Linked DNA regions of Homo sapiens: region 1 is linked to region 2. The links are chromatin loops, found by intact Hi-C in ENCODE. Cell type or tissue: dorsolateral prefrontal cortex. All regions are shown on one strand. Each heading gives the region's core, and the rest is flanking DNA. Links, peaks and the distances in the headings are about the cores only.

Region 1 (2,914 bases), core at 142-2,641, 170 kb after region 2:
GCACAGGCAGATCCCCACAACAAAGAATCCTCTGGCCCAAATGTCAGTAGTGCTGAGGTTGAGCAAGTCCTTATTATAGACAGCGTATTTTAACTGAATGCATCCCCAAGCACTGCCAAACAGGTGCTGCTTCTTCCCCTGGTTTATATATATTTTTTCTATAATGAGTAATCTTATCCTGGTCCTGCTTTTTATTATCCTGCCGAGGGAAGAAACTAAGTTTTCTTGGAGACAAAATATAATTTTTCCTCTACCCCTCTTAAGTTCTTGGCTAAATAATCCTTGTGCCAGAGAGCATATTTTGAGGTGGTATATCCTGATCTCCTACACTTTCTAGCTGCTCTCCCATGTCCTGGCGATTTGTCCCTTGCTGCCTGTGTATTTGGTCAGCAATAGAGTTAGAAAACTCCAGTTGTCCTGTAAGCTCACTAAAGGCCAGACAGAGTCAGGACTCAGGTTCTTCTCCATATTTCCCCAGAATGGCTTCGTTGATGCATGCAGATGGACTGTGGGGTCTGGATATGTTCAGTAGTTTGTCTATCTTTATTTCAATGAAAAAATTCATTGAAATCTCTCCCATTTTTTCTCAAGTCAGATGTTAGCACATCCATAATCCCCTGCTGAAAGTAATTATTTCTCTAAACTGCTACATGTAACATTTATTCTATTTATTTAACATACTGGTATGTCCTCTTTTTCCCATCTGAAGCATAAACAGTGTAGAAAGTTTTTTTTGCCATCAGAAATTTTAATATAAAGGCATAAAATGCATAAATATTAAAGAGTACTCATCATGTAGGATTATTCTATGTATAAAGTGTAATTAAACCAGTGATGATGCCGTATTTTTGTAGGCATGTGTATTTGGCACAGTTAAATGCAAAAAAAGAATCTTGGTATTTATGTTATTTACTTTGGTTTTTTGTTTTGTTTTGTTCTGTTTTTTTTTTTTTTTTTTTTTTTTGAGCTGGAGTTTTGCTCTTGTTGCCCAGGCTGGAGTGCAATGGCACGATCTTGGCTCACCTCAACTTCCGCCTCCCAGGTTCAAGCAATTCTCCTGCCTCAGCCTCCTGAGTAGCTGGGATTATAGGCATGCCCCACCATACCCGGCTAATTTTTGTATTTACTTTAAAACAGCACATTTTCGGCCGGCGTGGTGGCTCATGCTTGAAATCCCAGCAGATTGGGAGGCCGAGGTGGGTGGATGGATCACCTGAGGTCAGGAGTTCCTGACCAGTCTGGCCAACATTGTCAAAACATGTCTCTACTAAAAATACAAAAAATAGCTGGGCATGGTGGCACACACCTATAATCCCAGCTACTTGGGAGGCTGAGGCAGGAGAATCGTTTGAACCTAGGAGGTGGAGGTTGCAGTGAGCCGAGATCACGCCACTGCACTCCAGCCTGGGCGACACAGTGAGGCTCCTTCTCAAAAAAAAAAAAAAGAAAAGGAAAAAAAAAAGAAATAACACATCTTCACATTTGAGTTCTGTTGAAACTTGTGGCAATTGTCATCTTTCTGATTCTTTAAATGGCTTTTAAGTGTTTTTTAGCAAAGGTTTTTTGGAACCTTCCTGGTGTTTTAGTGTTGGCTATATTTGTGACTTGCTCGTTAAAGCAGGAAGCATCTTCCTTCATTAATGAGGGCTCTTTTATCATATTTTAGGATTTAGGCATCCCCTTTATAAACATGAGGCATTTCTTGAATTTTAGCTCTCATTCATTACTGACCAACGGGCCTGTGATGAGAACGTAGAGGCTGCTGAAAGGCATGATACTGCATTCACCTTGGAGAAGCCTGTTAAGGCCGCACATGGGTTGGAAAAGTATTTTAGGAGGCCGCAGGGAACCTCAGTGCACTCCCTGTTGAGCTATTTCTTGACCAGCCACAGAGATGATCTTTTGCAAGCTGCAGCCCCATAACTTGCTAATGGAAGGGCAATATTTGATCCTTTATTCTCTGAACAAACTGGGAACAAAATTAACTTTTAGGGATAACATAGTGCAGTGTCCTACAAACATTTACAGGATCATTTATGTGATAATCATAAAATTCTTCATTATTCACAAATAATTTTATACAAGATGTTCTATTATCTGGAGATTCGGAAATAAATGAGATGAGGTCTCTGGACTCATAGTACCTTCATCACCACCCATTCTTCGCTATATTCATTTGGCACTTAACAATAACTGTGGCTAAACAGTGGAAGGAGAATCTGATTTAGTCTGGGTAATAGGCAAACCTTGGAGAAGAGATTATTTTGTGCCAGGCCTTGTGGGGTAAGTTCTTTCTAGCCTTATTGCCCTTAATGAGCCTTGACAGTCAGCTAACACTGACTCTAAATATTTACCAAAATGATTAAAGATTAAAATAGAAGGATATATTAATGTAGTATTGTATAGTTAATGTTAAATAAAAATGTAATTTTGAATGGATTAGTTAAACTGGGGAGATAAACAGATTCAAGACTGGTCTCCTTTTGTTTCCTGAAATAAGCAGTTTAGAGGGGTAAGGTGAGAGGGATCTATTGATGGGTGTTTTTAAAAAACAAAACTTGACCTCATAACTGACTTATGTATTGTTGTGGTCCTGATGGTAATTGTGTCTCTCCCTATCTACGTGTCCACCCGTTTACAGGGGCTTTTGGTCATGGGTATGATATGCACTTGTGGCCACCTGAAATCCTGTTCCTAATGCTGTTAGATTTTCCTTTTCAGAGTAAGAGGGACCATCTCCTCATGAACGTCAAATGGTACTACCGTCAATCTGAGGTTCCAGATTCTGTGTATCAGCATTTGGTTCAGGATCGACATAATGAAAATGGTAAATATGTCCTTGTGGTTTGATTTGTGTGTTTCTTAGCTTTGGGCAAAGTTCTTTCTAAAGACATTTCATTAAATGAAGATAACT
Region 2 (2,914 bases), core at 299-2,798:
AGATTGAAACAAACAAGAAAATAACCCTACTTCTATAGTTACTATAACAGCTGAGGCAAGCTATACTACCAGTGGTGCATGGTAAAGCCTGCCTTTTAATAAGTTCTTAAATATAAAGAATGATAGAAAGTTTCAAGTTATGGTGTGTTATAGGTGCCTATGGAGTTATTAGGTTAGAGGAATGATTTTAATTTACTTGGATTCCTTAGCACATTGCTTATTGCATGCGTGCTCAGTAAAAGTGGATACTGGTGTTTGTGCTTTGCAGCTACCGCAGGTCTTGGTTGTCATGGCTTCTCATTAGTGCATTAAGATCCCTTTAGAGCTCTGGTTGCCTGGCAAGAGAAAAGGCAGGAACTGCCAGGAGCTGAAAGGACAGATGCTTAGCTGCAGAAGTAGCCTCTGGGGAGCGTTGGCTGCGTTGGCTGAGGTTCGTGTGCATGTGGTCAAATGTGTGAACTTGGGTTTTGCTAGACAAAACTCTGGGCTACATGGATTAATTAATATATGCTACAAGTGGTCTTTGTTTTAGAAGTCTTTGCAGTTTGAGCTATTTAAAACTTTTTTTAAATAAGCAAATTAGAAGATTCTGTTTGGGGTGCATTCCTGTCCTTTGGGGAAGTACTGCTGACCTTTAAGAATAGTGGGTAATTGGCCGGGCTCAGTGGCTCACACCTGTAATCCCAGCACTTTGAGAGGCCGAGGCTGGCGGATCACGAGGTTAAGAGATCAAGACCATCCTGGCCAACATGGTGAAACACCGTCTCTACCAAAAATACAAAAATCAGCTGGACGTGGTGGCGCGTGCCTGTAGTCCCAGTTACTTGGGAGGCGGAGGCAGGAGAATCGCTTGAACCCGGGAGGCAGAGGTTGCAGTAAGCTGAGATTGTGCCACTGCACAACAGCCTGGCGACAGAGCGAGACGCTGTCCAAAACAAACAAACAACAAAAAAATAAAAAACAGTGGGTAATTGAAATATTGTATGTTTTAATAATGACTACTAGCCAGATGCGGTGGCTCACATCTGTAATCCCAGCCCTTTAAGAGGCTGAGGCGGGCGGATCACCTGAGGTCGGCAGTTCAAGACCAGCCTGACCAACATGGAGAAATTCTGTCTCTATGAAAAATACAAAATTAGCTGCGCATGGTGGCGCATGCCTGTAATCCCAGCTACTCACGAGGCTGAGGCAGGAGAATCGCTTGAACCCTGGAGGCGGAGGTTGTAGTGAGCCGAGATCGCGCCACTGCACTCCAGCCTGGGCTACAGAGCGAGACTCCTTTCCCCCCACCCCGCGCCCTCCAAAAAAAAGACTACTAATCCACTGAAAAAAGGTCAGTTGGCTGGGCCCAGTGGCTCATGCTGTAATCCCAGCACTTTGGGAGCCAAAGGCGGGTGGATCACCTGAGGTCAGGAGTTTGAGACCAGCCTGGCCAACATGGTGAAAACCCGTCTCTACTAAGAGTACAAAAATGAGCTGGGTGTGGTGGTGCATGGCTGTGATCCCAGCTACTCTGGAGGCTGAGGTAGGGGAATTGCTTGAACTCAGGAGGTGGAGGTTGCAGTGAGCTGAGGTCGTGCCACTGCACTCCAGCCTAGGCAATAGAGGGAGACTTCTTCTCAATAAATAAATAAATAAACGTCAGTTTACAATATTAGAATACTGAAAGCTTGAGTAATTAGAAGAGTCTTATGATTAGAATTAATTATTTCAGGCTAAAAAATATTAGAAGGAGACTCTAGAGGGCAGTATAAGTCAACATGTTCATGCTTCTCCTGGCAATGGAAAGTTAAATTTTGCTTTGGAAAAATATACCAGGTGTTCTGAACTCTTTCCCCACCACACGGTGTCCCGGTTTGGTAGAAATGTGAGTTTTGGAAAGAAGTGCTCTGATTTGGCTTACAAAGATTAGCTAATGTATCAGAATTATATGGCCCTAGGGAATATCTCTGCTTGGTTTACAATACTGTCTTAGAAAAACTGGAATTGCCTGGCCGGGCGCGTTGGCTCACGCCTGTAACCCCAGCACTTTGGGAGGCCGAGGCGGGTGGATCACGAGGTCAGGAGTTCGAGACCAGCCTGACCAACATGGTGATGAAACCCCATCTCTACTAAAAATATAAAAATTAACCGAGCGTGGTGGCGTGTGCTTGTAATCCCAGCTACTCAGGAGGCTGAGGCAGAACTGCTTGAACTCGGGAGGTGGAGCTTGCAGTGAGCCGAAATTACGCTGCTGCACTCCAGCCTGGGCGATAGAGCAAGACTCCGTCTCAAAAAAAAAAAAAAAAAAAAAAAAAGAAAAGAAAAAAGGAAAACTGGAATTCCCTTATTGACTCAACTAAATTGAGTTGAGTTTGCTTTTCAGACATTTGTGGAGCATTAAGTGAAAGGAATATATCTTTATAGCTAATATGTCTTTTGTTTTCAAATCTTGTTGGGTAGGAAGTAAATGTACCCTCTATTCAAACAAATGGGAAGAGTTTGACTTATTTTGACTTTTTTTTTAAACAACTTTTTAAAACAAAGTTAAAATTAGATGCCTCATTTGTGAATGTCTGTGTTAATGTTGAACCTTTCAGAACGTTTGCATTAAGCAAAACCCAGAGCCTATTATGCCTATCACTTTTTCTTCTAATTTTTAACCTTCTATGCATTTTCAGGGAAATCTAATCCTTATGTTATTGACTCATCTTACATATAATTCATCAAATATGGTTTGGAAAGAACTGTTTTGAAGCCTAAGAAGCTCTAGTTTGTAGAGCTTCTTAGGGTCTTAGGCTTTACAAGGCAGAAAGTGGGGATTACCAAGGGCAAACTAATGAATCTCCTATAAATTTAGATTTAATATTTTAAACTATTAATTGCAATTTTTGTTTTTTGAGACAAAATTTCACTCTGTTGCTCAGGCTGGAGT

The links. Peaks named below come from ENCODE experiments on the same cell type or tissue, not always from the same donor. Only the 100,000 strongest peaks of a DNase experiment are listed, where the experiment ranks them.
Region 1: a loop joins it to region 2, with 3 times the contacts of the local background. A loop is called at or near these places in 95 of 110 quality-filtered maps.

The regions. Positions count from the first base shown.
Region 1 is chr1:8,557,331-8,560,244 of GRCh38, reverse strand. It overlaps RERE (arginine-glutamic acid dipeptide repeats), which reads left to right. Exons shown (of 23, transcript NM_001042681.2): 5 at 2,722-2,827. Among named protein-coding and RNA genes, the nearest start is that of SNORD128, 64 kb to the right of the region's middle. In dorsolateral prefrontal cortex, for the core only: no CTCF peak of the experiment used is centred there; a DNase peak (open chromatin) is centred at 1,127; H3K27ac peaks cover 472 bases.
Region 2 is chr1:8,725,531-8,728,444 of GRCh38, reverse strand. All of the region lies in intron 1 of RERE (arginine-glutamic acid dipeptide repeats), which reads left to right. Among named protein-coding and RNA genes, the nearest start is that of RERE, 91 kb to the left of the region's middle. In dorsolateral prefrontal cortex, for the core only: CTCF peaks have their summits at 1,541 and 1,744 (motif pointing right); a DNase peak (open chromatin) is centred at 374; H3K27ac peaks cover 1,957 bases.